Regions from separate parts of the Mus musculus genome. Here regions 1 and 3 are each linked to region 2. The links are chromatin loops, found by intact Hi-C in ENCODE. Cell type or tissue: heart. All regions are shown on one strand. Links, peaks and the distances in the headings refer to the core of each region. The heading gives the core; the rest is flanking DNA. Region 1 has its middle 23 kb from the start of Arid3b. Region 2 has its middle 16 kb from the start of Cyp11a1. Region 3 has its middle 14 kb from the start of Csk.

Region 1 (10,908 bases), core at 2,126-7,125, 140 kb before region 2:
TGCTAGAAGGATGGTGTCTGTGCTTCTACAACTTCCTCCCTTCACCCACTGCAAAGTGAGGGAATCTCTGTGTGGAATGTCAACATTAATTATGGCATCATCAATAACTGACTCTCCTGGCCCAAAAATTGTAGGATCTGCTTTGATGTATTCTAGTCCTAATAGCTTAATTACAAAGTTCAAATAAATAGCCACAAAGTTTAAGGACTCGCTTTTTATTAAAAATAGACAGCAAGCCAGGCATAATGGTGCACGCTGGAAGGTGGAAGCAGGAGGTTCAGGACTTCAAGGTAAACCTCACTAAACAGATGTACAAGACCAGACAGGGTACATGAAACTCTGGAGAGAGAGAGAGAGAGAGAGAGAGAGAGAGAGAGAGAGAGAGAGAATAAAAAAGCCAACATAGACTTGACAAAATGGCTATGCAGGTAAAAATATCACCAATCCTAAAGACCTGAGTTCTGAGATTGACCCCTGGACAGAGAGAACCAACTCCTGCAAGTTGTCCTCTTACTTCCATACGTACAAGTGCACACAGGCGCGCGCGCGCGCGCGCGCACACACACACACACACACACACACACACACACACACACACACACACACATATTGTAAATGTTAGGAGCAGAAGAGATGGCTTGTTGGTTAAGAGCACTTGATATGGAATTATTAGAACCAGAGTTTGTGCTGTATCCTAGCAACCTATATCACAAACTAAGCATCCCACAAGCATCTATAACCAAAGTCAGTACACTTGTATTGACATGGGAAAGTATTAGGGATTCAATGTGAAAAGAAACCAGTGGGCCATTGCTGCCAAGTCTGAAGACATGATGATCCCTGGGGGCAGCATGATGGAAAGAAAATTGGCTCAAGCTGTCCTCTGAGCTCCACACTGTGTCAAAGCATGTACACACATACACAAGTAAAAATAATACGAATTTTTTTCTTTCTTTCTTTTTTTATTATATGTAAGTACACTGTAGCTGTCTTCAGACACACCAGAAGAGGGAGTCATATCTCGTTACAGATGGTTGTGAGCCACCATGTGGTTGCTAGGATTTGAACTCAGGACCTTCCGAAGAGCAGACAGTGCTCTTAACCACTGAGCCATCTCACCAGCCCACGAATTTTTAATAAAAGAAGGAAACTAGCTAGAAGTATGTGAAATAAATCATTTTGAAAGGAAAAAACATTTCACGCTGATTTAGTCTTTTGGAAAACAATTTTTTTATCTTAAAAATAAAGACAGTTATGATACATGTCCTATTTTTAAACTAAAGGTACATGTTGCTTTCTTTGGTAATTGAGAAAATTATATATTTAGGGGGAAAACCTGTACACACTCACGAAGCAAAAGTTACCATGTGCTGCTGAGCACTGGGTTGTTGCTTAGCTCGCCAGTGATCTTCAGGATCGCCTCAGGAAAGTTAACGCTTGAACCTTCATTGAGTTGCTTGAGTTCATTGAGTTGCTTGAAGTTTGGAGCAAAGGTCCCCGTTCTAGGCTGGAAGCTGAGGTTTGCATCCTGGGGTGTTTCACTGTGATTCATGTGAGCCCACTGCTCTATCGTCTTCCTATCAGTGTAAATATCTGCCTTGTAGTCACTCAAGTATCTTTCTCCAAGGTACACTTTGCAAGAGTGGATGCTGAACAATAATAGGGGCAGATCTTAGCTTTATACCTTGGCTACAAACTAAAAGAAAGTGTAAGTGAGTGGGCTGAGCTGGATAGTGCTGGCATGAAGCTGGCCAGGTCTTTGCATGTGCAGGGTTCCAGTGGAAAGAATGTGAACACAGGACAGTAGCAAGAGATTAGTAACAACCTAAATGTCTATCCACAGGAAACTGGTAAATAAGGTGTGGTACTTAAGCTACATACAAAGCAAAAACAGGGACTAAGGGTACAGCTCAATGGGTATATATATCCTTGGCATAAGTGTAGCTCTAGATTTGTTCTCCAATTCAAAAAGCAAGAAAATAAATAAATAAAACAAATGTAGCCCAATTGGTAGAATGTTTACCCGGGATGCACAAGGCCCTGGGTTGATTCCCTATAACACTTTACAAAAAATGCCAAGTGGGCCAAGTGTATTCCAGATATGTGCCACCATTCCTGGGACACACATATGATCTCAGTACTTGAGAGGCAGAGACAGGTGAATCACTGTGAGTTTGAGGCCAGCCGGTCTAAAAAAAGAAACAAAACACTCTCTCTGAAAACAAAACAAACATGCTGATGTGGTGACAGACCTGTGACCCAATTACTGGGAGTATCAACAGGTGGGTCAGAAGTCAGTCATCAGCACTGGCTTCACAGGAAGTTCAAGACCAGCCTCATCTCTATCCCACAAAACAACAACTAAAATAAAAATTTAGTATTGGTAATTATCAATAATAATTACTTATAAGCATATACACACAGATGTACATAATTATATTGGGGAAGTATGACTCAGGGTATGTATGAGTTAATGTTTCTTTTTATTTTAATTTTTATTTATTTATAATTTTTAAAAGATTTATTTATTTTATGTATATAAGAACACTGTTGGCCAGGTGTGGTGGAGCACACCTTTAATCCCAGCACTCGGGAGGCAGAGGCAGGCAGATTTTTGAGTTCGAGGCCAGCCTGGTCTACAAAGTGAGTTCCAGGACAGCCAGGGCTATACAGAGAAACCCTGTCTCGAAAAACCAAAAACCAAAAACCAAAAAAACAAACAAACAAACAAACAAACAAAAAACCACTGTCGCTGTCTTCAGACACACCAGAAGAGGGCATCAGATCCCATTACAGATGGTTGTGAGCCATCATGTGGTTTATTGGGAATAGAACTCAGGTTAAAAACTTTGAAAAGACAAGCAAAACAAAACAAAACCAAAAAAAACTTGGAGGAGGTGCTGGAGAGATGGCTTAGTGTTTAAGAGCACTGGAGGCACCCACATGACAGCTCACAACTGTCCATAACTCCAGTTCCAGGTGATCTGACACCCTCACACAGACACACATGTAGGCAAAACACCAATGCATATTAAATGAAAGAAAGAAAGAAAAAAGCAAAAACAAAAACAAGAAAAATTAACCCTTACAGTTTCAGCTTCCACTCCTGTTCTTGCTGGTTTTGTGTGTCAACTTGACACAGGCTGGAGTTGTCACAGTGAAAGGAGCTTCAGTTGAAGAAATGCCTGCATGAGATGCGACTGTGAGGCATTTTCTCAATTAGTGATCAAGGGGGGAGGTCCCTTGTGGGTGGTGCCATCCCTGGGCTGGTAGTTTTGGGTTCTATAAGAGAGCAAGCTGAGCAAGCCAGAGGAAGCAAGCCAGTAAGGAACATCCCTCCATGGCCTCTGCATCAGCTCCTGCTCCCTGACCTGTTTGAGTTCCAGTCCTGACTTCATTTGGTGATGAACAGCAACATGGAAGTGTAAGCTGAATAAACCCTTTTCTCCCCAACTTGCTTCTTGGTCATGATGTTTGTGCAGGAATAGAAACCCTGACTAAGACAACTCCGCTCATCTTGAGACCTGCCATATCTTCGTCAAAAAGTGCACACATCACGTCTTTATAATGGAGAAGACTCAGCTACATTGAGACCTCATAGAAAGACCTCTTGTGCCTAATGGGAAGAGTGGCTTTGATAGGTGGTAAGAGCTCTCTGCTACAGCTAGCCTGTCCCTCAAAAATACTCACTCTTCTTTAAGGGGGATGCAGAAAATCCCATTAAAAGATGGACTAAAGGCCGGATTGCAGCTATTTTCTTATGACTGCCAATAAACCCACCCACCATGCAGTGATGGAGCAAGGCCAAGAAAATAGCAGTAAAAACCACCTATCTAAAGAAAGGTAAACAAGAGACAGCCACAGCCGTGCTCCCTCAGGTACGTGTGGACTACGGGTAGAGAGTTACTACTAGACATATTACCAAGCCACTGCTCCTGACCACGGAGGGAGTTCCTAGATCAGAGTCCGTTCTTGAAGGAGAATTCTCTTGTCCTTGTTGTCTCTGATTCTCCGGCAGAGTCTTCCTAGCCATGGACTTTCCTGCTCTTCTCATGAAGCACATGGCTTTGGCTACCTTGTCACCTGAGGGTGGCTTTTATCTGTGCATTCAGGTGTGGTTATAGTTGCTTTTATTTAATTCCTTCAGGAGTTGACCTATTTGTTTCAAAACTGTTCCTTGTGCTGGAAATAATGCCAAAAGTTGTTGTTGTTTTAAAGATACAAAAATACCAGCACTCAATGATCTCTCTCTCTCTCTCTCTCTCTCTCCCTCCCTCCCTCCCCAAAGCACTTCTGTATTCATGGCACCTCCTCTGAAGCTGTACAGAAGAACATCAGGCTTAGCTATTCTTTTTTTTTTTTAAGATTTATTTATTTATTATATGTAAGTACACTGTAGCTGTCTGTCTTCAGACACACCAGAAGAGAGCCTCAGATTCCATTACAGATGGTTGTGAGCCACCATGTGGTTGCTGGAAATTGAACTCAGGACCTCTGGAAGAGCAGTCAGCGCTCTTAACCCACCGAGCCATCGCTCTATCCCCAGGCTTAGCTTTTCTTTCAACTGTGCTTTAGTTGTTCTTTGCAATACTGCAGACTTCCGCAGATTGGTTGCCATATTTTAGCAGACCTTTGTCTCCCAAAACCCTTTCAACTTGCTATAACTTTAATTATTTCAAATCCTATTTTTAATGATGTTTCTTAAGTGCTTTAACCTCCCTCGTAGCCCACCACCCACCAGAGGTGGTGGGAAAGAAAGGATACGGTCAAAGTGGACCTGTTTAGGAAGCTTCTTTGGAGCAACTCCCTTCTGTGTTGTCTGGATACTGGCAGTTCAGTTCACAGGTTGGCAGCAGCAGCTCAATCTACTCACAAACACTTCACGGATACACCAGCAGTCCAGTTTGGTAGAGTCGGGTTAGCAACAGTGGTGACATGACCTAGGAGAACCAGCCAGGCCTCAGCCTTGGCTCGAGTCAGCAGGAGGGACCAACAGGAAAACCAGAAGTTCTCAGCTGTGCCTTTCTTAGAGAAGCGAAAATCAGGGAAGATGCAAGACCCACCGGTGTTTGTTTTACAGACAGCTGTACCTGCAAGCCAAGCTCTGTTTCCATTACTCTGTGGACTCCTATTTGTACCCTCAAAACATCATGTGTCCTCCTCATGATGCCTCAGCACGGGTGTTGCCTCAGCATGGGCATCCAATCAGCCTGAGTCTGTGGAAGGGGCAACAAACCGCAGCACACCACCAGAAGGTTTTTGGTGCGTTTCTCTCTACGGAGTCCTGTCAAATGCAGCTCAACTAAGCAATGTAAGGTGGACCAATGCATGCATGTTGCTAACTAAGAATCTTTCATCACGTGTCCTTTCACGTGCTTGCGTTAGCAGAACATCAAAACCTTCCTTCACAAGTCTGCCTCAGCCTTTCACACCTGTGTCCACTTTAAGGAAACACCGCTTCCCATGTTTGCCCCAGCAAAACACCATCCAACCAACTTTCAAAAAACCCTTAAGTTTCCACCTCAACTTGCTGTTGGGTTTCTTTAGCCACTCCATCCCTACAGAGCCCATCTTTGGACCCTGTTAATTCTGCTTCATTTCACTTTGGAGCTTGCCTGAGTTTCTGTCTCAAGACTTCTCATTAAACACAGCACAGAGCAGTAATCAATACAACTCACATTGTGATGAATGAGCCATAACTTCAGAGCACCACGGGAAAAACATTGTTGTGTTGCTATTGTTAGACGCCACATTAGTGAGTTTCTTTTAAACTCTTTAAGCTTATTCATACGTTTGGTGAGTGTGTGTGTGTGGTGTGTGTGTGTCTGTGTGTGTACGTGTGCACATGCCAGCATGTGTATACCATGCTTGTGTAGGCATTTATTCCATAGTGGGCATGTGAAGGTCAGACAACAGTTGTGAGGAGTCATTTTTCTTCCACCTTTACATAGGTCTAGAGATTGAATTCAAACAGTTGGACTTTTGAGGCAAGTAGCTCTACCCATTAAGCCACCTGCTCACCAAATGAGTAAGTTTCATGATAGCTTGGAAACCACAGTCACTAAGAGACCCACACTTTAAAAAAAAAAGTTTTACCAGATCATACTAACAAGGTGTTTTTCCTGAAGGCTTTTAAACCATGACTTCTTTTAAACCCTGAATGATAAGTCAGGAAGAGGCTCAAGAATTCCATCACATATGAATAAGTCAGTAAGATGCTTTCAAAGACAGCCTCCAGGTAACACTGCCTGAAGCACCTTTGCTCCACTTAGATAGGACTCGTGAATAGGATGAGCCCCTTCTGGTGCTGGAGATCCCAGGTCCTTCTATGCCCAAGGGTGAGGGGTGTAGACAGACAGAACCAGACAGTTTACAAGCCTGAGAGCTAGGGAGCTATCAGGTTTTTGGAGCTAGACTGGTAATTCCTGATGCTCAAGTTGGAACTGCTAGAAGCACTGGCATTTGATTGCTGTGATCCTTGGCTTCCAGGGGCATCGAGCCGTGGAAGCAGTGTGCACCTAGCAGCCTCAGGTGATACCTGTTGGCACGACAGCTCTTGAGCAGGTCTCAGAAGCTCTACAACCGTGGTTCTCAACCTTCCTAATGCTGTGACCTTTTAATATAGTTCTCATGCTGTGGTGACTTGCCAACCACCAAACTATTTTGTTCTTATTTCATAACTATAATTTTGCTATTGTTATGGATCATAATGTATGATCTGTATTTTTATGGATCATAATGTATGATCTATATTTTCTGATGATCTTAGTTATTGTTTTTTTTTTAAACTCTTTTTATTTATTTGTTTGTTTGTTTATTTGTTTATTTATTTATTATATGTAAGTACACTTTAGCTGTCTTCAGACACTCCAGAAGAGGGCGCCAGATCTCGTTATAGATGGTTCTGAGCCACCATGTGGTTGCTGGGATTTGAACTCTGGACCTTCAGAAGAGCAGTCGGGTGCTCTTACCCACTAAGCCATCTCACCAGCCCAGATCTTAGTTATTGTTATGGATCATAATGTATGATCTGTATTGTTATGGATCATAATGTATGATCTGTATTTTCTGATGATTTTAGGCTACCTACTGTGAAAGGGTTGTTTGATCCCTCAAAGAGGTCCTGACCCACAGTGACATGGCCTTCAATTTTGGCTGGCTAGAATTACAGGTCTTGGGACTAGAGTGTCAGGAATCTTAGTCCTGGATAGTGACGAGTGTTAGATCTCTCAGTTCTAGGGCGTCTCTTTGCCCTTAAAGCACAGTAGTTCCCTAGACCAACTCCAGCAACCCAAACCTATGGCTTCTCTTCCTTGGTTTTCATATATCTTTCTGTCTCTCCACTTTTTCTTGTACTCTTTCTGCTTCCAGCACCTCTGTTCCCTGTTGTTTGCCAGTTCTTGTTGTTACTGAGGCAGCTGCCAGCACTGCCATCCTGCTGCTTCTGTGTTTCTGTGGTCCTTGGGTTAACTACATAGGAGAGTCGGCTCTCCTAATGATGCGCAAAAGTTGGTGAGAAAAAACTATTCTGATGTTGTAACACCAGAGGGCAGCACAGGAGGGTGTTTCCCAGCTGAAGAACTAACTGAGCCACACAGCCTACATACGAACTCACATGGAGAGTGTGGCAAGGGCGTGTGCACCCAGCACAGAAGACTCATACACAAATGAAGGGTGACATTTGCATCTATCCTGGCACAGTCCTCCAAGCAAATGAAGAACTGTGTTTGCATAAGCTTCAGATCTGAGGAAGTGCTTCCCTTCTGGCTTAGGTGAAAATGGCTGCGGGGTTGCTTAGAATTCGCCAAGCCTTGCCTGCCTTGGCATTCTGCTTTCCAAGGCTGTCTGGAGCAGTTCCCAGCAGAGTCTTTCAGTTGTCATTATAACGATCCTCTGCAGCTGGCAAAATAACCCCAGAGAAATTGTAAAGTGTCCAGACTCACCAGGCTGCCAATAAAGGGCGGCACGGCTGACAGCTCCCCATTCAAGGGTACCAGGCATAAAGGAAGGGGCCTGTCAAATGCCTGCTTTTGACAGTTTTAGCCATTCACAGAAAGCATTAAAAGGGCGTTTACAGTAAAGACTTAACAAAAGCTCAGAAACTAATGATTCTAATAGCTCACAGTAGTTGATGGTATTTAACAATGCTTAAAAGTGCTTAACTCCTGCCCCAGTGCTCAAGGGAGAGGTGAGTACCTCTAATGTGTCTCAGTAGCACTAGCAAACTTTAAATGGAGTCTACAGTGTTTCTCCAGGAGAACTGGTGTAACTGGCAAAGAACTTTCCAAGCAGAAGATGGAGCCATTCATGCTCATTTGTGAACAAGGTAACACCAGAAACCATCCAAGAGAGAAGCATAGATCAGACCTTATCTTAAGAGAGACCCTTGGAAGCTTCTGTAAGGAAAACAACACTGTCAACAGAACAAATCAGCATCCAACAGATTGGGTAAAGATCTTTACCAATCCTATATCTGATAGGGGGCTAATATCCAATATATACAAAGAACTCAAGAAGATAGACCCCAGAGAATCAAATAACCCTATTAAAAATGGGGTACAGAGCTAAACAAAGAATTCTCAACTGAGGAATCTCGAATGGCAGAGAAGCACCTAAAGAAATGTTCAACATCCTTAGTCATCAGGGAAATGCAAATCAAAACAATCCTGAGATTCCATCTCACACTAGTCAGAATGGCTAAGATAAAAAACTCAGGTTATAGCAGATGCTGGCGAGGATGTAGAGAAAGAGGAACACTCCTCCATTGCTGGTGGGATTGCAAAATGGTACCACCACTCGGGAAATCAGTTTGGCGGTTCCTCAAAAAATTGAACATAGTACTACCCGAGGACCTAGCAATACCACTCCCGGGCATATATCCAGAAGATGCTCCAACATGTAATAAGGACACCTGTTCCACTATGTTCATAGAAGCCTTATTAATAAGAGCCAGAAGCTGGAAAGAACTCAGATGTTCCTCAACAGAGGAATGGATACAGAAAATGTGGTACATTTACACAATGGAGTACTACTCAGCTATTAAAAGGAATGAATTTATGAAATTCTTAGGCAATAGATGGAGCTGGAGGATATCACCCTGAGTGAGGTAAAAGAGCACAAATGATATGCATCCACTGATAAGTGGATATTGCCCAGAAGCTCAGCGTACCCAAGATACAATTCACAAGCCACATGAAACTCAAGAAGAAGGAAGATCAAAGTGTGGATACTTTGATCCTTCTTAGAAGGGGGAACAAAATACCCATGGAAGGGGTTACAGAGACAAAGTGTGGAGCAGAGACTGAAGGAAAGGCCATCCAGAGACTGCCCCACTTGGGTATCCATCCTACATACAGTTACAAACCCAGACATGATTGTGGATGCCAACAAGTGCTTCCTGACAGGAGGCTGATATAGCTGTCTCCTGAGGCTCTGCCAGTGCCTGACAAATACAGATGTGGATGCTTGCAGCCTACGATTGGACTGAGCACAGGGTCCCCAAAGGAGGAGCTAGAAAAAGGACCCAAGGAGCTGAGGGGTTTGCAGCCCCATTGGAGGAACAACAATATGACCTAACCAGTACATCCCAGAGATTCCCAGGGACTAAACCACCAACCAAAGAGCACACATGGAGGGACTCATGGCTCCAGCTGCATATGCAGCAGAGGATGGCCTAGTCGGTCATCAAAGGGAGGAGAGGCCCTTGGTCCTGTGAAGACTCTATGCCTCAGTGTAGGGGAATGCCAGGGCCAGGAAGCAGGAGTGGGTGGGTTGGTGAGCAGGGGAAGGGGGAGGAGATAGGGAGTTTTCGGAGGGGAACCAGGAAAGGGGATTACATTTAAAATGTAAATGAAAAAAAATCTAATAAAAAAGAAAAAGAAAAAAAACTAAAAAACAAAACAAAACAAAAACAAGAACAACAGCAAAAAGATAGACCCTTGGAACACCTCCAAGAGAGTCATACAGTGACTTCCCTGTGTGAGTAATGGAGACTGTGATGACCATTCTTGGTTGTCATTTTCACTACATCTGGAATTAACTAAAAATCCCAAGCAGCTGGGAACATCTGTACAGAAATTCCTTCCTGGACTGAAGATCTGCTGAGACATCCAGTCTCATGGATTCCACAACTGTTGGATTCTTGAACTTTTTGTGGGGAGACAGCTATTGTTGGGCTAGCTGGACCATACCCTGTAAGCCAGTCTCTAATCAATTTCCCTCTCCCCCTCCCCTCCCCCTCCCTTCCCCTCCCCGTCCCTCCCTCTCTCTCTCTTTCTCTCTCCCTCTCTCTCTCTCTCTCACACACACACACACACACACACACACACACACACTCACACACACACTCAGTTCTCCTCTAGCAAACCCTCGCTAATGCAGATATGCACTGGTAATAGTGTGATAGTACATTTCTTTTCTCAATGAATTGAAGCAATGGTGAAATAATCACAGTGCTGTACCTCATATCCCCGTGGTGGTTATTCCAATGCACTTGTCTATGAGAGAGGAGCACATTTTGCGAGGACAACAGCTTTTGGAATATGTACAGTACAGCCTTTAATGTAGAGGTTTCAGTTCTTACCCCTCTCAGCCATCAGGAAAAATCAAAACCAGCCCCAAAAAGGATATTAAAAATTAAGTGAGCTGCTGGGTGGTGGTGATACATGCCTCTAAATCAATCCCAGTACTCTGGAGGCAGAGGTAGATAAGTTTCTATGAGTTCGAGACGAGCATGGTCTACAGAGTGAGTGAGTTCCATGACAGTCAAGACTACATAGAGAAACCCTGTCTTGAAAAAAATTTTTTAAATGAACTAAATTATGAGACACACGTGACTTCCCGTGCATCACTTAACATTTGGTATGACTCTGAGAGATGAATATTTATGTTTTTAAATCATCATTTGAA
Region 2 (10,908 bases), core at 2,521-7,520:
TGCCAACTTGTGTGAACCTGAGAGCTGAGAATTGTTTTCAGGAATTTTGTGAGGGTTGTTAAACACAGCTACTGTTAATAATTAAGTTACATAAACTTATAATTAGGTATATTTATACACACTGGAAACATCGTCTTCTAACTTGCTACACTTTTCAATTATCTGAACTCATAGGTTATTTGTGCCTATTGTAGCTGGTGGTGGAGACTCACTGATAGTGGTGTGAACCTGCTTAGTGTTTAGTGGTGTTACACGGGGGTGGGGTGGGGGGCAGTGCTTCTTGAATGGGGAGAGAGGAATATTTAAAACAGTGCAGTCCTGTTCTCCTCCCCCAACCTCACCCCAGCCCCCAGCCCAGAGAGAAGGTTGTTGAAGTCTCCAGCTTCCACAGGCTCACCTTTGACCTTTGGTCTCCGAGTAGGCCTGGCATCTAGCAGGGGCTTAAAAAATTGGAATAGAGAAGGGAGAAAGTGGGTATTGTCTCTGGAGACCGTTACCTATTTTCAACAGTGGCCCTCAGGGTTGGCTCTGGGTCCTGCTTTACCCTGGGGTGCTCAAGGGAACAGAGGCAAGTACCATGGAAAGTCTATGGATTAGTAGGTCCTGGGATGGTGGGAAAGCTGCTTAGCAAGGCAAGGGCAGCCGGGCACCAGATAGCCAGGCAGGTGTGGGTGGTTTTGGCAGGACTCACAGGCAGCTGGGTCCTGCCTCTTCCTGCCCCAAACTGTCTTGGCACCTCCTTGTTACCAGGCCACAGCAGGAAAATGGGTGGAAAGGCTTTGAAGCTGGGCTAGTTTTTAACTGGCATCTAGCAGGGGAAAAGCCGGCTGACCATGCACAGGACTGGCTAAGGCTGAGCAGCTCCACAGTGGGAAGGTATACCTGGGTACCCAGGCACAAAACTCCCAGGGGCCCTTCAACCCAGGGTGAGTTCAGGACTCCCTGGAGGCAAGAGGGGCAGCTTGTTCTCCAGGCAGGTTCCTTTTGTAAACTTTGAGACTAGCACACAACATGGGCACAGTAGTGGTTCAGTAAACGTCAGTCCAACCAGGAAAATAAGGAGCTAAACTCAGATTGGGACTCAGGCTTGAGACCATTGCCACATTTGCCCTGACTTCACTTGGGGCCTTAAGATTTTTAGGGGGTTTTGAGACAGGTTCTTCACTGTGTAGACCAGGCTGGCCTTGAAATCACAGAGCTCTGGATGCCTCTGCTTCCTGAATTAAAGGCCTGTGTCCCCATACTTAGCTGTCACTTAGAGTTTTTGAGGGAACACAGGTAGGATCTATGGAGGCACTGTGTGTTCCTCCTCAGACCCAGCAACGCTGTATCTCCCCGTCCTTCTCTCCCTGTCCCAGTCTGCAATTGCATCTTCCTCGTGGGAACCTGGGAGAAGAGAGTGACTTCATGTCATATAGATGACCTAGATTTGGTTGACCTAAAGTAACCTCCTGAAACAATTGAACTGCCACTGCCACTACCACTGTTTTTTATGAAGCCCCTCAGGTGGTAGGAACTCACTCAGGGCCTTCTCTCTCCCATTTTCTGCTGCCCTCTAGTGAGACTCAGCAGTATCACCTCGAGAGAACACTGAACTTGTCTGCAGAGGCAGGTCTTCAGATTTCAGTGGAAACCCGCCATTTAAAATAGGTTGATTTTTGCATAGACTAAGAATCCTGTTCTCTTCCACCCAAATAGAATTCCTCTATGGGTAGCCATTTGTTTGTGTGGTGGTTTTTGTTTATTGTTTTTGTATTTTTGTTTTTGTAGCTGTAGTTAAAATGTAGCAAAACTGCAACAAAGAGAGATCTTTTTCTTCTTGACATTGACAATTGACTATTGATAAGTTAGACACTAACCTAACCTAACCTAAGACACTCCTGCTGGCATCCTTACCCATCACTTAAGATCCTCCAACTTGGGGACAACCTGTCAGTTTTCGCAAATTCTTATTCTTTGCCCTACAATAATAAGACTGTGACCTTGTGTTTTGGCTCCTGCCCTGGCATTTTGCTAAGTGCCGTAGTAGCATCTTTGACACAGGGCACAGAACAGAATTCCTTCTTCCAGTTCTGGAAAGCTGGGAAGTGACAGGGGAGCGTGGACACGGAGGAGCACAAGGAGCTGAGTGCCCTGACACCGAAAGCGGTCCTCTCCGGCCAGCCCTCGGGTCCTAAGCACTGTTATTATTGTCATTATTTTGAGACTGGGTCTCAGCTCCCTAATTACCTCTTACAGGCTTCATCTTCCATTACGGTTGCATTAGGGATTAAGTTTCCAACACAGGATTTTTTTTTTTTTTTGGTGATGGTTAATCTTTTTAAAAAATGTTATTAGCACATGTTAATTATACATAATGATGGGTTCTTTGTGACACTTCACATATGTACATATTGCCATCAGAGTCATTCCCATCGTACTCTCTTCTTCCCTTCCCTCTCCCTCTAATCCTCGTTCTCTTCCTAGTGTGTGTGTTCCTTCCAATGAGTTTCATTAGGGTTGCTTACAGGAACGTCGATACCTTACCAGAGACTATAGCATTGAAGAAAATGCCTCTCCCCTTCCCATCAATTCTTAACCTTGAATAAATCTTTAGGAGGGATGGTATCCCATAAGCACCTGCCCCATGATGGGGTGTCATGGGCCAGAGCTTGTTCAGTTGATGACATGCAATGTTGGATGCCTGGAAGTCATCACTTCACTCTTCCTCCCGCTCCGAACCCTTCTTCCAGATCTTGTTTTCTGTCTCTCCTTCAGCAATGTTCCTGGTTGATGTAGATGTTCCATGTACTACTGAACATTCAGGTACCCTGGCCAGTTATGCATATTTCTCTGAGCAAAGCTGATAGCAGCGTTATTCTGTAGGCACAAACGCAGTGTTTAGAAGGCAAATTTGACAGACACATCATGTCCACTTAGCCAAACAACAACTATGACATCTCCACATCTCCACTAGGACCTTCTCAGCCACAGGCTTCTGATTTGGTTTACAGTACCAGTTGTGGATGCACAGGGCAGCAAACATGCTATTATTATTGCACAGTGGACTCATCTTGCCTGGCTGGTCAGGACTGTCCCACTTAGGGGCCATAGCTAAGTAACATTAGTGATGACAATTCTCCCTCAGCAGCCTGGGTAACTCCTTCTGGCACAGGGAAGGCTAGTCAGCAGGAAGGAAGCTTCCAGTCCAGTTCTGGCTTAATTTCTATATCCCCTCAGGTAAAGGGGCAAGGCCTTCAGGGGTATGATCATCCACAGCACAGATTTTCCTCTGGTGCCTGGCTCAGAACCTGTACATGCCAGGCGCTCAGTGAGTAACTATGGATTAGTAATGAACTCACTACAGCCAGATGAGAAAGAAAGGACCATCACAAAAGATGAGGGACCGTCTACTGGCTGCCCGGCCTGCAAAACTGTCCCTGAAGAAAAGCTGCTTTAAGGGAGAGATGAGGGAGCCGGGCGTGGTGGCGCACGCCTTTAATCCCAGCACTAGGGAGGCAGAGGCAGGTGGATTTCTGAGTTCGAGGCCAGCCTGGTCTACAAATGAGTTCCAGGACAGCCAGGGCTATACAGAGAAACCCTGTCTCGAAAAACAACAACAACAACAAAAGGGGGGCGGGGAGATGAGGGTAGAGGAAGGTATGGCTAAATTGGAAGAAGGCTGGACATCTCCTTTGTTCCTCTGGCGGGAAGCCAGCAAGAGCTAGGGGAGGAGCCGCCCAGTACTTGACTTTATCACACCGCCGCCCCCACACTAGGGAACCGGAGTTCTGTTTTGGGAGAGGTAAGGTACAGAAGCATGCACACTTTGCCTGAAGGAGCATGGAGCTTGACTCTTCTAGTACACCCGGGGCCATGTGCTCGTGTGCCTGAGGACAACATGGCTAATGGCCACCCTAGATGCCAGCGAAGGAACCCATCACACCTGCACCAGGTTTCTACAGCTTCCTCACACAGTCCTTTCAAATCCCACACCTCTCAGCCTATTCAGGCCCCAGCCCCTCATCCTCAGCTAACCCTCCCTCGTCAGTACCCCAGCAACCCCTACATCCAATGAGGGAGCAGCTGAGCCCCGAGCTCCGCCCCCTTCCACCTGTCTCTGTGGTCTGTATAGAGCACCGCTCAGCAGCAATTGCTCTGCAAAGCCGAATACTAACCTAGCCCGCCTCGGGCAGTGCTGAAGGCGACAGCCCCCGGAGAGCTTGTGCAAATATATACTTTGAAGTCTGGCGGGTACCCCCCAACTTCCGGTTACAGGATCGCCCTTTCTGGAGGTGACACTTCTTCATGCGTGCTCTCTCTATGCGCAGGAGCTGAGAGCCACTGACCCCAGCACTCCTGAACCCTCTCTCATGGCCTCAGACATCTGGTAAGTGGGGGGTTTGCGACTGCTAGGGTCAGCATTGAGTCCATTTAGCTTTTTAAAAAGTGCGCTCGGGGACAGAGATTTTTGTCCCATGCCCTTTTCTGGTCCTTGAAAAGATCTCGGAAGAAGCCTTAGTCCTTAGTTCCCTTAGTCCTCTGCCTCCCGAACCGACCGACCTCTTTTAGACCTCAGCTTCAGAGCTTCGGGGCCCAATGTTATGGTGGACATTGGCTCCACCTAGTGGTAAGAAATTAAATTTCAGCAGATCGTGGTAAGGTGAATGAGGCAGGTAATGGCTACCTGGATACTTAGAAGACAGGAGTCTTTTTTTTTTTTTTTTTTTTTCCTGACTCAGTCCTTGCTACAGGCATGGCTGAAGGTTGACTCAGCTCCATTCTTCCATCTGTATCTTAAGAGTAGCTGGCTGCTTGCCTCTGTGTCCAGTATCTGCCTTTCAAAGCCCCCTTCAGAGCGCTGTCCTTAAACCACTCAGAAGCCTCTCCCGTCAGCTCACACCAATGCCACCCACTTGGAAAGTAGAACCTGAAGTCCCAGAAAAGGTGCCAGCAACTTCCCCCTGTTCACCATGGAAACCAGGACATGTGGCTCTCTCCTATCCACTCTTCTCAGGAGGATAGAAATGGCCTTGCCAGTCCTGAGAGTCACTTCTTTTTGGTTCTGTGCCCTTGGTAGATTAAGTCACTGGTTGCAGTAAAGAGGGACCCTGTCAGGGGAGGGAGAGATGGCCTATTAGTGAAGAGTGCTTGTTGGTCTTCCAGGGGACGAGTGTTGACTCCAGCACCCACATGGGTGACTCACAGTTGTTTGTAATTAAGTTTAAGGGGATCCAATGGCCTCTTCTGGTGTCCTTGGCCACCCCTTCATTTATGGCAAGCACACACACAACACATTTTTTAAAAAGTATTACTCTGTCATAGGAAGTGACATGATATTGCTTCTGGGTCTCTGTTTTGACTTGCCAAATCCTCTGCCACCACAGTTCTAGGTGTGTGTGTGTGTGTGTGTGTGTGTGTGTAGGGGTGTGGTGTGTGTGGGGGGCACTCACAGGGCTCTGAGTCTGCTCACTGTGGAGCTCACTACTGGGCATTCTCAGTGAGCATGATAGTTGGGGGAAAATGTTTGGACCTAAAATGAGAACCCTGCCCTGTGAAAAGCAATAAATTCTTCATAAAACATCAAATGGTAACATTTTATTAACCTCGTTACTTTCTAAGTTTAGTATCCATAAAAGCTTCATTGCATTTGGAAGAATGTGTGGGCTGGGTTTCTCTCTCTTTGAGAAGTCTCAATTACAAAACTGCTCCTTCTAGCTGTGTGGTTTCAAAAGAAAAAATATAGCTATTCTTTAAAAAACAACAACAACCAACTGTGGAGCAAATTTTCGTCTTTTATCTCACACCTTGATGGGGAGGGAAGTGGTCTAGAGCCCCAGTGCCCAGGCTTACAGGGGTGCTGGGCACCAGTGTCTGGGGTGGAAAGGGGAGGGAGAGCTGTTGTGAGGGACACAGGGTGGTGCTGGCAGGGACCCAGAGGTACAGGCAGAGTGTCCTCTCTGCACCCTGGCGGCAGTGGGCTGTGATGGCTATTCACCTCTTCAGCTGGAGAGCAAAGAGGTGCTGTACAGGGCAGGTGAATGGAGACCAGGGCTTAGGCTGTAGGTCAATCCTTGGAAAATTCAGGTGGGGAAGTTCTCATAGGCTGCAGTGGGTGAGGCCCTACTAGGGTTGGTCTTCAGAAAGGCCGCTTTCAGGGTTCCTAGCTAGGAATGTGCTCCGGTGTGTGCTTTGGGTGAATATCAGGAATAAAGAACTCAGCTGGTGTTGGGCGGCAGTGAGGACCATCCCGCTACTGTCACAGGCAGATTGTGTGTGTGGAGGGGCAGGGAGGGAGGGAGGGAGGGAGGGACAGAGAGAGAGAGAGAGAGAGAGAGAGAGAGAGAGAGAGAGAGAGAGAGAGAGAGAGACTGGTCAACCTTTGCCTGCAGCTGTCTTGGGGACTTGGTACATGTCAAAGGATTGTTACCCCTTACTCTGTGGACTTTTTCACCATGTGCCTTCATCCCATCCTTTAGCTTTAGCTTCCACAGTGCCTCTGTCACACACTTGTTCTCAACTCCAACAGAAGTTGCGTCCCTCAAAGAGTCTCATTGTTACTGTGTAATGAATTGCCATCTCCTGACTTCCTTGGATCAGTGATTCAGAAATTTGAGTCTGTGCTTCCCAAACTGCCATTCCTGAGACCTCAAGTAAACTCCTTTGACTTTCACGGTCTCAGTCATCTCTCCTCCATCAACCCCCAAAGCCTCACCTATCCAAAAGTTTCTGACAACTGTATTCGGTTCCCTTTCATTTCAGTTTTTCTGGACAGAGTAGATCAAAATCCATCAAAAAAAATGTCCAAAGGCTGGAGAAATAGCTCAGTGTAGAGAACTTTCTTAGCATGAGCAGGGTCCCAGGTTTGGTCCCTACCAGAGCAAAAAAAGAGAGGGAAAGGCTTACGGTACTCATGGGAGCCCCAGGTACTTACGGGACTAAGGCAGGATTGCACGAGCTAGGAGTTTGAGCCCATCCTTGGTGATCTGCACCCCATGTCAGAAGACAGAGAAGAAGCAGAAACAAGCAGAAAAAATGGAGAAGCAGAAGAGTGAGGCTCCTGGCTTTTCTTTTAGGACAGGGACCAGTCAGTTGTCACAAGCCCCTGCCTGGGCAGGAAGGCAGTGCTTCATTCCTTTCTCAGGAAATGCTCTCTACCCTCCAGGGGCCACAGGACAGTCTGTCTTAGTTTGCTTCCTACTGACGTGATGAACACCATGACCAAAAGCAACTTGGGGAAGAACGCATTTATTATACTGTTTTAGTTAAGGTTTCTATTCCTGCACCAACATCATGACCAAGAAGCAAGTTGGGGAGGAAAGGGTTTATTCAGCTTACACTTTCCACATTGCTGTTCATCACCAAAGGAAGTCAAGACTGGAACTTAAGAAGGTCAGGAAGCAGGAGCTGATGCAGGGCCATGGAAGGATGTTCCTTACTGGCTTGCTTCCCCTGGCTTGCTTAGCTTGCTTTCTTATGGAACCCAAGACTACCAGCCCGGAGATGGCACCAACCCACAATGGGCCCTCCCCCCTTGATCACTAATTGAGAAAATACCCCACAGCTGGATCTCATGAAGGCATTTCCCAACTGAAGCTCCTTTCTCTGTGATAACTTCAGCCTGTGTCAAGTTGACACACAAAACCAACCAGTACATATACTTACAGGTTAGAGTCCGTCATGGAGTGAAGTCAGGGATGGAGCTCAAGGCAAGAACCTGGAGGCAGGACCTGAGGAGGCCTTGGAGGAAGGCTGTTTATGGGCTTGCTCCCCAAGACTGGCTCATCGTGCTTTTTATTCAAATTAGAACCACCTGCCCAGGGGTGGCACTGCCCATGGTGGACTGGGTCCTCCTTTAGCAATCATTAATCAAGAAAATGTCACCATAGACATATCCGCAAGTCAACGTGATGGAGGAAATTCCTTAATTGACCTTCCCTATTCCCAAGTGACTCAGTGTGTGCCAAACTGGCAGGAGCTAATAGGCACACCTTCCCAAGGTGAAGCAAAAGGAAGAGAACAAGCAGAGGAGAGAGACGGAAGTAGCTAGATAGAGAGATTGGATATAGATAGACAGACAGGGAAGCAAAAGGGACTGAGTGTGACCGGCTGGGGAGATGGCTCATCGGGTAAGCAAGCATAGGGACCCGAGTTCAAATCCCCAGCACCTACGTAAAAAGGAACAAGGCAGGCATGGTGGTATACATCTATAACCCAAGTGTGGAGGGGTGAAAACCTGCAGCGGCTTGGTGGCCAATCCAAAACAGCCAGTTGCAGGTTCATTGAGAGAGCCTGCCTCAAAACAAACAAACCAAACTGGAGATGCATTTGAAGAATACATCTGGATGTTAGCCTCTGCTCTCCACATGTGCCTGCATAGGTAGACATACCTGCATACACGTGTATATAAACATACTACACACACACACACACACACACACACAGAGAGAGAGAGAGAGAGAGAGAGAGAGAGAGAGAGAGAGAGAGAGAGAGACTGAGTGGTAATAATGATATAAAGGGTTAAGTAGTCACACCCTGATTAGTAAAGCCATGCATCTCCAAGGCTGGTTTCTTGTCAAACATCTATGGGGGGTGTTGCAGGGTGGGGTGGGGAGGGGAGCTGATGTGTGACTTAGTGAAAAAAAATGCCTGGAGCTGGACCCATGAAAGCAAACACATTTGCCCCCTAAGATTTATTTTATCTTTAATTATGTGTGTTGTATGAGTGGGTTGTGTCCGTGAGTGCAGGTGCTCAGGAAGGCCAGAAGAAGGCACTGGATCCCCTGGAGCTGGAGTTGTGAGCTGCTGGGCATGGGTGCTGGGCACAGAACTCTGGCTCTCTGTAAGAGCAGGCTGCACTCTTAACCACTGAGGCCCCTTTCCAGTCCTGGGACACACAGCTTTCACCGTGGTGTCCAAACATTAACCCCAAACCACAGTGGACAGCCTTTAGCTCAGTGAGGTTACTTGTGCGATGTTGAGAATTTGAGGCCTTCCCAAACACTCTATTGTCCTGGTAAGTGTTCGTCACAACCTTGACAGGCAGGTTGTGATTATTTCCATTTTTTGGAGATGAAAGCCTTCATTCTCACTTGGCTCCAAGTGAGTTCCCCAAGTCCACACAATTACTCAGTGGTCGAACTAAGACTTGAACCCAAGTCCATCTGGTCCCAATGCCCCCTATGTGATTATGTCTGCAGTCTGCTCGGCACTTTTATACATTGGAAGGACACCCTTTTCTTTTCCTTATAGTGTTCCCAAGGCTCCATCAGCCACAGGGTTCTGTCTGGCCCTGACTGCAGGGTCTGTGCTTGCCTGCAATAGTCAGGTGCCAGAATCCTGTCCACTGTGATTGGACAAAAACTGGCCAATCAGTTCTTCAGGGAGATCATGGACAAGAGAGAGGGTGGCCCTTCTCTGTCTTTGCTGCAGGAGTTTCCAGGACCTTGGGGTCAGGTAAATCCCTGGCCTTCTTCCTGGCTGTGCACAGTTGACTGCAGGAGACAGCAGCCAACACAAAAGAAAGAATGGGAGGTGGGGGGCCAGCGACTTCCTCTGGCATGCTAGCTCCTGACCTTGAACTTTTCAAATTCATTTTATGTATATGGTATTTTTGTTTTAACCAGTTTCAGCTGGATTTCTGCCAAGTGCCCCACAAAGAATTCTGACACAAATCTATGATTTAAAAGAGTTATAAAACAGGAGCTCCACCCCGGCAGAAAGGGGAAGGCAGGCACTGGGAGTAGTGAAAGGAGCCTAGGTAGAGTTGAGCCAGGGGTGCAGCTAGGTCTCTGCGAGCCACGGGATAAGAATGAGAGTCCTGATAGTGACAAATGGGGCTCCATATAGATTCCCCCACCCCCCACCCCGCGCTTCTATCTCTGGCTTCATTTTCTCCATCAGCTTCCTACCCAAGAGCAAGAGCTTAAGAAATTTCTGAAAGGGGTGCCAGCGATGGAGCTCAGTTGGGAGAGTGCTTGCCTAGCATGCATACAGCCCTGAGTTCCATCCCCAGCGCTGAATAAACCAGTCAGTCCTGACCCTCGGGTGGTAGCAGAGAGGATCAGGAGTTGAAGGTCATCCTTGGGTGCACAAGTTCAAAACTAGTCTGGGATGGAGGCCCTGCCACAAAACCAAAGCCAACGTTCTGGAAGGACCCATGACTGACCCAGCCATGCCTTTTCACATGCAATTACAGTAGTCCCCTCTTGGGAGGAGAGTAACGTGGGCCTCACTTTTGTGATATTGGAGTCTCTCTATAGAAGTGGCGCCTCACAAGAGAGAAGGACCAACAGAATGTCTACCACAGAAATGAAAAGGTTACCTACTCAGCCGCTGGGATACTTGCTGGGGACCCCTGGCTTCCAGATAGGTTTCTGTCCCCATATGTTCTGGAGTGCTAGAATGGTAGCCCAAACGCTGGACTGTCCGATCATCAGCTTAATTCTGGTGAATCGGCATGAGGTCAAGCACGTGCTCTTTGCTTCCAGCCTTTCCTAACTTACTGAAGCCCAGCAGTCTACCTGGCGCACCAGCACCAGGTAGACTCTTAGAGTCACCACTCTTTCTTGGCTCTGCGTAGCTAGGTGGTGTCACGTGGTTAAGTTGTGGCCAATGAGATGCCTGATCTTGTGTGAGGGCTTCAGAACAGGTAGCTAGAGGTGTGGGAAGGGTCCCTTTTGCCTTCTTCATCTTCCTTCCCTCCCCCCTCTCCCCCAGTCCCCTCTCCTATCCTCCCTTCCCCCTCCCTCTTTTCCTTCCTCCCCCCCCCCCCCCGCCCCAACCCCACTCTTCTCATTTTGTAGTAGCCCAGGCTGACCCTTTTTATAGCTTTCTCTTCTTTCTGGTCAATAGCATAGAGATGGATCAGGAAGCATTGTGGATTGTGGGATGGCCTTGGAGATGCAGACAGTGTTGCAAGCCGGATGA
Region 3 (10,908 bases), core at 3,603-8,602, 340 kb before region 2:
TGAGCAAACTCGCCTTGAGCTCTCTGGCTGTCATGCCCGCCATAGGTCTTAGGACCCCGGATCCAAGGAGGAGTTCCACGCCTGCCTGCCTTCTGTCCGACTTCCTGGAGCCCAGCCATAACTACCCTCTTGCCCTCCAGGAGCTTCCTCCCGGCATGGGGATAACTTGGCGGGAGTTGTTGGGGCTGGCGGTCCCCACTCAATTCTCTCTTTAGTCAAGGTCAGTTGTGGTTGGAGACCTGCCTCTCAAGCCCCCAGAAACTGTCCGCCCTGACCCCTAAGGCCATGTTTGCCTCCCCAAGCCTGTTGTCTGGCAGCCCTGAGTGCTGTGCTCGCAGAAGCTAGTAGTTTGTCACCTCTTACTCCGTAGCACCATTCTTCCATGGGGCCAGTTAGCAATGAGAGGCACCGTCAAAGAGAAGGCAAACTTGCTGATCAGGTGCAAGGACTGTTCTGTCCCCATCCTCCTGCACCCCCCCCCGGGGGGCCTTGGGGATGGGGGCTTCACTTGTGCCAGAGTGAAAGATTGAAGGGGAAACGGATGTCCCATGTCCCGTGACTGAAACACAGCCTGGAGCAGCTGGTCGGTTCCCTGTGCTGTTCGCTTCCAGACAGCTAGAGTGGGGATGCGAAAAGGAAGGGAAGCCGTGCCCCAGGACTTGGAGATTGTTCTCCCCAGCAGAAGGAGGAGACCAGGGCCCGCATCCTGTTCACACCACACGGGAGGCCTCTTCTTCCTAGCCGCCTGTCTCCTTTCCAGTGTGGCTCTGGCTGCTGCTGTTTCTTTTAGGAGCAGTGCATTTATTTAATTCTTGCTGATGTTGGAAGAGGTCGCTTTCTGTTGGTTGTGACTTAGATCCTGATCGCTAGCTACCCCAGGGCAGCCCGCTCCACGGACTGGGGCTATAGAAGATGAGGTGAGGTCTCGTCTCAGTGGCAGGTGCTACATTCTCTCTTTCTCTTTTTGTTCTTGGTACCCGGGATGGAGCCCAGGCTCCTCACACAGAACAAGCAAGTGCTCTATCCACCATTTAGCTACATCACGGGACATTTTTGAAAATTTAATTTATTGCTTGTGTGTGTACAGGCCTTTTCCCTGCGTGTCTGTCTGTCTGTCCACCACCTGCATGCCTAGTGCCCTTGGAGGCCAAAAGAGGGAACTTTTGGGTGGTTATGAGCTGCCAAGTGGGTACTTGGAATTGAACCCAGGTTCTGGAAGAGATAATGGTATCTTTAAAGCAACTAGTATCCTTAACCACTGAGCCATCTCTCAACCAGTATCCTTATCCACTGAGCCATCTCTCAAGCCCCTGTATTTTCAATGTGAAAGTATCTCACTAAGCATCCCAGGGTGGCTTTGGAGTCATTCTGTAGCCCAGGCAAGCCTTGAGCTCTTGGCTCTGCTTCAGACCCCAAGTAACTGGGTGTCATTAGGCTTTCCTTACATTTGTTGTTGTGCTGAGATGAGGGCTCTCTAGCCCTGCCTGTCCTGGAACTCTCTACTTAGATTAGGTTGCTTTTGAATTCATGGAGATCTACCGGCCTCTACTTCCCAAATGCTGGAATCAAAGGCATGTGCCACCTCATTCATCTCCTTCATAAATTATTATTAAAAAAATATATATATACATGCCTGTAGTCCAGCACTAAGGAGACAGAAGTAGGAAGAACAGGATTCAAAGTTATTATCAGCTACATATAGTAAGTAGGAGGCCAGCCTGGGCTACATAAGCCTGTCACAACAAGTGAACAAAACTAAAAGCAAGGCAAGTGATTATTATACCAGCACAATTAATGATAATATTATTAATGTTTTGACTCTGACTCTGATTCTGTAGCCCCAGACATCAGAGTTTGCTCTGGCTAGCAAATTTGTGGCAATCCTCCTGCCTCACCCTCTCAACTGATGGGATTACACTTCAAGGGGAGACGATAGAATTACGCCATTGTTACGCTGCCCTCACATTTCTCCTGATTTCTCTTAGAATTATGTTTGTCTCTGATAATGAGACAGCCACTAGTCTCATCAGATCCGAGAGGCAACAGCGCCCTCTGGTGTCCAAAGCTCAGACCCACAAAGGGAAGAACAAGAGAAGAGGCCCCAGGAAGGGCAAAGTCACATGACCCTGCCCCAAGGTGCCAGACCAAGCGCTGGGATAGTCTGTCAGACAGTGCTTGCCGTTCTGGGAAGCTAGGCAGTTAGGAGCCTGCAGAGACGCCGTCGCAGGTTAGACTAACATCAGGGCCTGTACTGGCCAGAGCCAGCCTGGACCGAGAAGAAGATAAAGTCCTTTCCATAAAGTTCTGAAGCACTAATCATCCTTCCACGGGATGGAGGGAACAAGCCTTTCCAGAAACCACGGCCAAGGACTCTGGGTGGCTTTAGAAGGGCATTTTGGAAGGGCGTTTCCATCTACAGGGGGTCCCCCTTCCTGAAGGGACACAGCCAGGTCAGCACATGGGTGTGCTGGGTGGCAGGACATCTTGGGTTCCTTTCCTTGGGCTGCTTCTGATCCTAAGGCAACTGCCATACTGGCTCCTGGCACCAGCACTGTTGGCAATCCCAGGATTTTTCTGAGTGAGGACAGGTGAGAAGGGCACTTTGTTGAGCACTTACTGCGTGCTAGATGGTTTTTGTTGTTGTTTTGGTTTTGATTTTTCCAGACAGGGTTTCTCTGTATAGCCCTGGCTGGCCTGGAACTCACTCTGCAGACCAGGCTGGCCTCGAACTCAGAAATTCGCCTGCCTCTGCCTCCCAAGAGCTGGGACTAAAGGCGTGCGCCACCACTGCCGGGGCGCTGCATGGTTTTTAAATTATCATTTGATCACGATCCTTCGTATAAAACGGGAGCATCTAGATTGTCTTTGGATGGTGAGGCTGATTGACAGAACTGTGCAAACCTGCGCTTTCTCCTGCCCCACAACAGGCCTCGGATGGTAGCTGTGGAAACCAGAGCCCCCACTAGCTGTTTTGGTTGGCAGAGAGGAGCCATGAGTAGGAGGAGATGGTTGCCTCCTGCCTGCCCACCCCACTCCCATTTATCATATGGTAGCCACTCGTGCTCCTAGCCTGTTGGAAATTGGGTAGGAGGTTCTGACTCCTGTCGTCTCAGGCCCTCAGATGAGAAACAGAGAAGGGTCCGGAAGGTGGGCAGGAAAGAGGCTTTAGAGTCCTCTCTGAGCTTGCTTTGGAAAATGTGGTTTGACCCGAGCCCTTTGAGAGGCAGCTCAGGGCACTGGTGCCAGACTGGGGCGTCGTACGCTGTCCGGCAGTTCTCTGCCAGCAGCAAGAGCTGCCAGCAAACCCAGGATCAGCTGTGGGTGTGAGAAACAAGCCAAGCAAATGCAAACACCAGGGCTGGAGATGAGTGACTGAGAGGGGTTTGTTGAGGACTCCACTTCAACTTCTAGCACTTGCAGCAGGGGACTCACAGGTGTCTGCAGCGCCAATTCCCGGGCCTCCCACACTTCTGGCCTCTATGGTGGGCACTGCACTTGGGTGGATATACCTGTGGATATGCTCACATACATGTAATTAAAAAGAGGGCAAATCTTGAAGAAAATGTAAAAAACGACCTCTTTCCTCAAGGGAAATATGAAAGAATTTATTTCAGCCTAGGAACGGAGACTTAGGCTCCCCCCAAACTCCATGGTCCATTGTGGCAGTAAGTTTTGTGAAGTTTTAAATATAGAACTAAGAAAGTCATAACACTTTTCACATCATGGGTGAGTTCATAAAGGTAGGCGGTTACAGCAAATTGGGGACATCTCGGCTATCAGCCTCAGATGCTGTCTGATGGCATTCTTAGTTTTCGGATTGGTGGAAGGTAGGGCACTGCTCACCATTCCAAAAGGACTTACCTAATAGTTATGTTAGGCCACACAAGGAGGTGGGCAGTAAATGACTATTCAAATGAAAGGCTCGAGAAAACAGAGATAAAGTGTACTTACACCCCGGGCCTACCACTCTCCAACCTTTTATTTCAAACCCTTACATCCTACTCAACCTGCTGTTGCAGGTGCAGCCTCTTTCCAAGGACTTGTTCACAGTGCCAACTCTGAAAACGACCGGAAGTGTCACTGCAACGTAAGCCCTTCCACTCTGCACCTCAGCCTACCTTCTTGGTGAGCTAAAGTAGAGCTTTTAAGGATGCAGTGGGCACAAACACCCAGAGGGACCAGCAGAGGGCAGGCACCCCCACAGGGAATTTGGCTGGCGTTCAAGTAGAATCAAGAGGTGGCTGGACTCCAGGTATCTCCAAGATTTTGGAATTTAATCCCCCTGTATATACTCTCTCTGAAAGAGTGTGTGTGTGGATGTGTGTATCTCCCCCCATTCTTGTCCCTGTGCCTCTGTACACCTGTAATCTTCATTTGTTTGCCTGCCATTCTAGGTAAGCATGTGTATGTGTATGCTAAGTCAAGAATGGGTGTGCATCAATGGCCGAAGTACCAAAAATGATGATGGAATCAGGTGCGGTGGTACACACCTATAATCTCAGCACTCCACAGGCTGATCCACTGGAGTGATCTTAGTTCAAGGTCAGCCCGAGTTACAAAATGAGATTGAGGTCAGCCTGTGCTATATATAGTATAGCCTTGTCTCAATAAAGCAACCAAGTGGGATGTGGTGGCACACACCTTTAATTCCAGCACTCCAGAGGCAGAGGCAGGAGAATGTTTGTGAATTTGTAGCCAGCATAGTCTACATATTGAGTTCTGGGACAGCTAGGACTACATAGAGAGAACCTGTCTCAGAGAGAGAAAGAAAGAAAGCATCCAAACTAACTAAACAAACAAAGACAGTGGGGGTGGGTGGGAAGATGGCTCAGTGGGTAAAACTGATTGCTGAGCAAGCCTTCAACACCCCATGGGGATCCCTGCACTTGTACAAGATGGGAGGTGGAGACAAGGGAGGGACTCTTTGAAGCTCATGGGCCACTAGCCTGGCTTGTGTGATACAGAGGAAATAAAGAGATCCTGTCTCAAACAAGGTGGAAGGCCAGGCCTGCTGCTCAGGGCTGTCCTTTGATCTCTACATAAGCACTGTGTGCACACAAAACAACCAAGGCCTCAGCCTTGGAGGTGCAAGAAGAAGCACTGTAGGAGGAGTGAGCGAAACAAGGGACAACGTGACAACTTCCTCTCTCTCTTCTCCCCCGCCCCTTCTTACTCTCGGTCTTTTTTTTTCTCTCTTTAAAAAATAATTATTTAATTTATTTTATGCATATAAGTATTTTGCTTGTATGTTTGTATACCATGTGTGTGCCTGGTACCTGTGGAAGCCAGAAGGGGGCACCAGACCTCCTGGAACTGGAGTTAACAGACAGTTGTGAGCTGCCATGTGGGTGCTTGAACCCATGTCTTCTGGAATAGCACCCTCTGCTCTTTCCCACTGAGCCATCTTTCCAGCTCCTTATTCTCATTCTTAGTTTTGTTCTTCTTCTTCTTTCTCCTTGGCTTTCTAACCCTTCTCCTCATTGACTTTGTCCCCCTTGGTTCTTGTGATAGCAATATGTCCAAGTTTCTCCTGGTTATTTGTGTTGGGGTTTAGAGTGGGAAGGGTTAGGAACAGGACTTGGGGGAGAGGAAGGTGCATCTTAAGACTTCCCAGTCAGCCAATCAGAAGGACTCCAAGAGCTGCGGTCCCCCAAGTTCCTGGGGCTGATGACGATTTGTGTCTTTCTAAGTTATATAGTTAGCTGGTTCTACTGTCTTAGAGTGAGAGTTTCATTATCTAGCCCAGGCTAGCCTGGAACTTGCTATATAACTCAGTCCAGTTCCTAGCTCACAATCCTCCTGACTCAGTCTCTAAATGGTTAAGATTTCAGGTGTGTGTCATCACACCTGGCTGTTTCAAGTTAGTCTGCAAAAACCAGATTGAAAAAAAAAAAATGGTGCAGGAAGGGGGGGGCACATGTTCTAGCCGCTCTTAGTAATCTCTCCAGAATTTTTGGTTTGGAAAGACTTGAGATTCACCTTGAAGTTGCATTTTTACACAAACCACTTTCCATTAGATTGCCTGGGGCTGAGGGATTGTGGGTAGAGGCCAAGCACTATGGGGAACTCAGTTTTCTCAATGACCACCAAGGGGCAGCACAGACCACACTCTCGGTGCTTCATCCTGAACAAAGAAGATAGATGCAGAGCCTGCCTGGCCTTAGAACTCAGGACCAGGCAGGAGGAGAGAGTAAAACCGGCAATTTAGTGGTGCCCATCTTTAATCCTAGCACTTGGGTGGCAGAGGCAGGCAGATCTTTATGAGTTCAAAGCCGGCCTGATGTGTATAGTTAGTTCCAGGTCAGCCAGAACCCAGAGCTACACAGTGAGTGAGACCTTAAAGGAAAACTAGCAGCTAAGAAACAGGAAGACTCCCCCCCGCCCCCCCCCCCCCCGCAGATCACAATCCTGATTCTATTTATTATAGACAGTGTCTCACTGTATAGTCCATGGCTGGTCTAAAACTCACGGATGGATGGTAATCACCACCATGCCCAGATGGTTCTTGGTTTTACTTGCAGTTGTGGGTGTTTGTTTGTTTGTTTGAGACAAGGTCTTGCTGTGTATAGCTCGGGCTATCCTGGAGCTCTCAATGAGTCTTGCCTACTTTATGCCCACTCTACTTCAGCCTTACCTTTTGAAATGTTATTTTTCATGTGTATGGGAGGTTAGCCTGCACGTACGACTGTCTGTTTGCTACATAACTACCATGTGTATACCTGATGCCCAAGGAGGGCAGCTCAAAGAGGGCGTTGGATCCTCTGGAACTGGAGTTTCAGATGCTTGTGACCTGCCCTGTGGGTGCTGGATGGAACCTGAGTGGTCTGGAAGAGCTCTTATCTCTGAGCTATCTTTGCAGCCCTTGCTTTGGCTTCCTGCAGGTGTAGATTACAAGTGTGTGCCACCGTGACCAGCCGGCTTGGTTTTTATTTCAAGTGTACACAAGGAGGGAGGGGAGGACAATTTCCTTTGAACATTGGGTCCCGCCAATGGGAAAAATGTTGACTTTGAAGACTACAGTTGCAGCTTGACACTTAGAGCCAGGTGCCCCCACCTTTTTTTTTCCTGGGGGCAGGGAGAACTGAGAGAGAACTGCCTAGCTCAGTGGGAGATTGTTTGCCTAGTGTGGGAGAGGCTCTGGATTCAACTCTTAGAACTGAAAAAGAAATCTATATCCTATATTCAGGAGCCAGAGGCAGGCTGATCTCTGTGAATTTGAGGCCAGGGTTCCAGGACATTCAGGGCTACATAACAGAGAGACCCTGTCTTAAAACAAACAATAAAAACATCCTATATTCCATAGACATCTTTAGCCTTTCCAGAAAAGAAATACACCCTTTCCCCCATCTTCTCTGTATACATTAGCATATAATTGTTTTTAAACAGATAATAGCAGCCTGGTCTACAGGGTGAGTTCCAGGACAGCCAGGGCTATACAGAGAAACCCTGTCTCGGAAACAAAACAAAACAAACCACAAAAAAACCCAAAACAAACAAACAAAAATAATAGGGCTGTAGCTCAGTTGGCAGAGTACTTACGTAGCAAAGTCCTAGGTTCAGTTGCCAGCACTGCACACACTGGCTGCACTGGTGCACACAGCACTGCACACACTGGCTGCACTGGTGCACACAGGCACCTGTAGCAATCAACGATACAGGTAGGAAGATGGGAAAGGCAAAGTCATACTAGGCTATTGTGATGTTTGAATAAAAATGGCCTCCATAGGCTGTTATGCTTGAATATTTAATCCCCACTTGGTGGAACTGTTTGGGTGGTGGACCCTATGGGAGGAGGTGTGTCCCTGGGAGTGTGCTTTGATGTTTCAAAAGACTCCCACCATTTCCAGTTGGCTCTCTGCCTGCATCTCACAGATCAAGATTGGAGCTGTCAGCTGCTATGGTGTCATGCCTGCTGCCGGCTCCTGCCACGGTGGTGACAGAACAGGAAACTCTAAATAAAACCTTGCTACTGTAACTTGCCTCGGTTGTAGGATCTTGTCACAGCAATAGTAAAGAAACCAAGACTGGATATATTGTGGTTCCAGGTCTCTCTTTTGAGACCTTTGTGAAAACAAAAACAAAACAAATAAATAAAACAAAACAATAACAACAAAAAATAGAAATAAGGCTGGGCGTGGTGGCACATGCCTTTAATCCCAGCACTCAGGAGGCAGAAGTAGGCAGATTTCTGAGTTTGAGGCCAGCCTGGTCTACAGAGTGAGTTCCAGGATAGCCAGGGCTATACAGAGAAACCCTGTCTCGAAAAACAAACAAACAAACAAAAAGAAATAAAATTAAAATATAAATGGAAAGCCAAACAAAGGGATACCTGACTCTGAGGCCCACACACAAACCAACCAACTCTACCTCAGCAGGTCTTTGAGATGGCTCAGTAGATGAAGGTGCTTGTAGCCAAGCCTGAGGGGAGAGTTCTATTCCTCATGGAACCCACATGGTAGAAGGAGAGAGAGAACAGACTTCTGCAAGTTGTCATCTGACTTCCACAGATGCACCACTGCACACATACACACAAATACAATAAGTGTGAAAAGCAGGAAAATAAAACCTCTGGGGCAGCCAAGGCAAGAGCATCACAAGTTCCATGCTAGTCTGGGATATTCAGTGAAACCTTACATAAAAATTCAAAATCAGGGCTGGTGAGATGGCTCAGCAGGTAAGAGCACCTGACTGCTCTTCCGAAGGTCCGGAGTTCAAATCCCAGCAACCACGTGGTGGCTCACAACCATCTGTAACAAGATCTGACGCCCTCTTCTGGAGTGTCTGAGGACAGCTACAGTGTACTTGCATATAATAAATAAATAAATCTTAAAAAAAAAAGAAACCACATATGTGACATATGTATGTGTGTGATATATTAAAAAAAAATTCAAAATCAGCTCAGCAGTGCTGGGGCACACCTTGAATTCTAGCACTCAAGAGGCAGAGGCAGGCTGACCTCTGAGTTCCAAGCTAGCCTGGTCTACAGAGCCAGTTCCAGGACAGCCACGGTTACACAGAGAAATCTTGTCTCAAAAAACAAACAAACAAACAAACAAATAAACAAACAAAACCCAAACCTTAAAAAAAACAACCACAGAAAAATCATAAATGGATTAGGCAGGGTGGTGAACATCTGTAACCAAGTGCCTGCAAGCCTTGGGGTCTGAGGCAGGAGGATTGAGAGTTCCAGGTTAGCCTGGGGTACATGGTAAGATTCTGGTCTCAAGAAACGAACAGGCTGGAGAGATAGCTTGGCTGGTTTATTGAACACACATCCCAAGACTGATTGATCAGGGATGCAGTCTAGACTCCAGAGCTAAACTGCAACCCTGAGCCAAAATGCCATAGAGCTTTTTAAAATTTTTATTTATTTATTTATTTATTTATTATATGTGTGTACACTGTAGCTGTCTTCAGACACTCCAGAAGAGGGCATCAGATTTTTGTTATGGATGGTTGTGAGCCACCATGTGGTTGCTGGGATTTGAACTCAGGACCTTTGGAAGAGCAGTCAGTGCTCTTAACCGCTGAGCCATCTCACCGGCCCCCGCCATAGAGCTTTTAAGCCTGAAATCTATAAAAATCTGTGGCAAGCTATTCCACCAATCAGGATTTAGGGATAGGGGACTTCCAACTGGTTGGGGTATTCAGCTGTGGCAGGGGACTTGCCTTACTTAACAGTTATGTCTTAAATTGCCAACCAGATGTTAGTTGCCCACGTACATGATTCTTTCAGCCAAGTAGGATGACAGTTCCCAGGGAGGTCTGGGGAACTTAAAACTTTATTCAACCCCTACTCAAAATGGAAGTCTTATTCCTAATGGCTTCTTATATTGGTGTAGGCGTCTCTCTTATGTTGGGGCCTATCCCAGGGGCAGCTGATAGGTACAGGCAGTGCTTCCAGGCAGTTGGATCAGGTCCAAGCTTGTTTGAGTAACTATACAAAGCAGTTCTATCTGACCTCTATTGTGATTGGTTTCTAAGAACACCAAAGCATAGAACTTAACAGAATATGCAGTCAACTCGGGCGTGGAAACGTTTCCTGGTAATAGCACATGAAAAAGTTTCCTTGTGACCGCACTAACAGCATAAAATGGTAGGCTAGACAGGCACTAGTTACACAGAGGACCAGGGTTTGATTCCCACCACCCACAAAGTGGTTCACAACCATCTGTAACTCTATTTCCTAGAGACCCACTGCCCTCTTCTGGTCTCTAAAGGCACTGAGCACCGGTGGAACACAGACATGCATAGAGGCAAAACACCATAACACATAAAATTAAATAAAAAATATGACAAACAACAAAAAAGAAAGTTGTGAATGTTAACAAGGCCATGTATGTTGGTCTGGAAAAATCTTCATGTCAAGGTACTGTTTTATACAGGTCTGTCATATTTTTAGTCATTTTAACTATTACTGGTTTCAGTGGAATACTGAGCCATCCTGAATAACACAGAAAGAATTTCCAAACATAAATAGTTGTCGTTACTATTGTTCAGTTTCAGGGTTTGTAAGAGAAGACTTATTAATTTTTATTTTGGGTGTATGAGTATTTTGCCTCTATGTTCGTACACCATATCTATGCAGTACCTGCAGAGGTCAGCAAAAGGGGATTGGATTCCCTGGAATTGGACTTAGAGAGGGGTGTGAGCTTCCATGTGAGATCTGGGGCTCAAACTCCGGTCCTTGAAAGAGCAGCCGAAGTTTTAAGCTGTTGAGCCATCTCTGAAGACCTTTATATGTTTGTTTTCATTTGAGGTGTTGTCTCACAATGTAGCCCTGGGTTGGCCTGGAACCAGGCTAGCCTCAAATACACAGAGCCTCTGTCCCCTGAGTGCTGAGACTAAAGGTGTCCCAGCCCTGGGACAGCGGATCTGCACCCACAAGTCAGCCTTTCCAGTGTTTGC

Evidence for each region. Peaks named below come from ENCODE experiments on the same cell type or tissue, not always from the same donor. Only the 100,000 strongest peaks of a DNase experiment are listed, where the experiment ranks them.
Region 1: it touches region 2 in a loop (9-fold over the local background); 39 of 42 quality-filtered maps call a loop at or near these places.
Region 3: it touches region 2 in a loop (8-fold over the local background); 15 of 42 quality-filtered maps call a loop at or near these places.

Annotation. Positions count from the first base shown.
Region 1 is chr9:57,854,486-57,865,393 of GRCm38, forward strand. No RefSeq gene overlaps it. Among named protein-coding and RNA genes, the nearest start is that of Arid3b, 23 kb to the left of the region's middle. In heart, for the core only: no CTCF peak of the experiment used is centred there; no DNase peak of the experiment used is centred there.
Region 2 is chr9:57,993,950-58,004,857 of GRCm38, forward strand. It overlaps a transcript of Cyp11a1 not described here. Among named protein-coding and RNA genes, the nearest start is that of Cyp11a1, 16 kb to the right of the region's middle. In heart, for the core only: a CTCF peak has its summit at 4,613 (motif pointing left); no DNase peak of the experiment used is centred there; H3K4me3 peaks cover 971 bases; H3K27ac peaks cover 419 bases; H3K27me3 peaks cover 4,001 bases.
Region 3 is chr9:57,653,867-57,664,774 of GRCm38, forward strand. No RefSeq gene overlaps it. Among named protein-coding and RNA genes, the nearest start is that of Csk, 14 kb to the left of the region's middle. In heart, for the core only: CTCF peaks have their summits at 4,182 (motif pointing right), 5,282 (motif pointing right) and 6,076 (motif pointing right); a DNase peak (open chromatin) is centred at 6,095.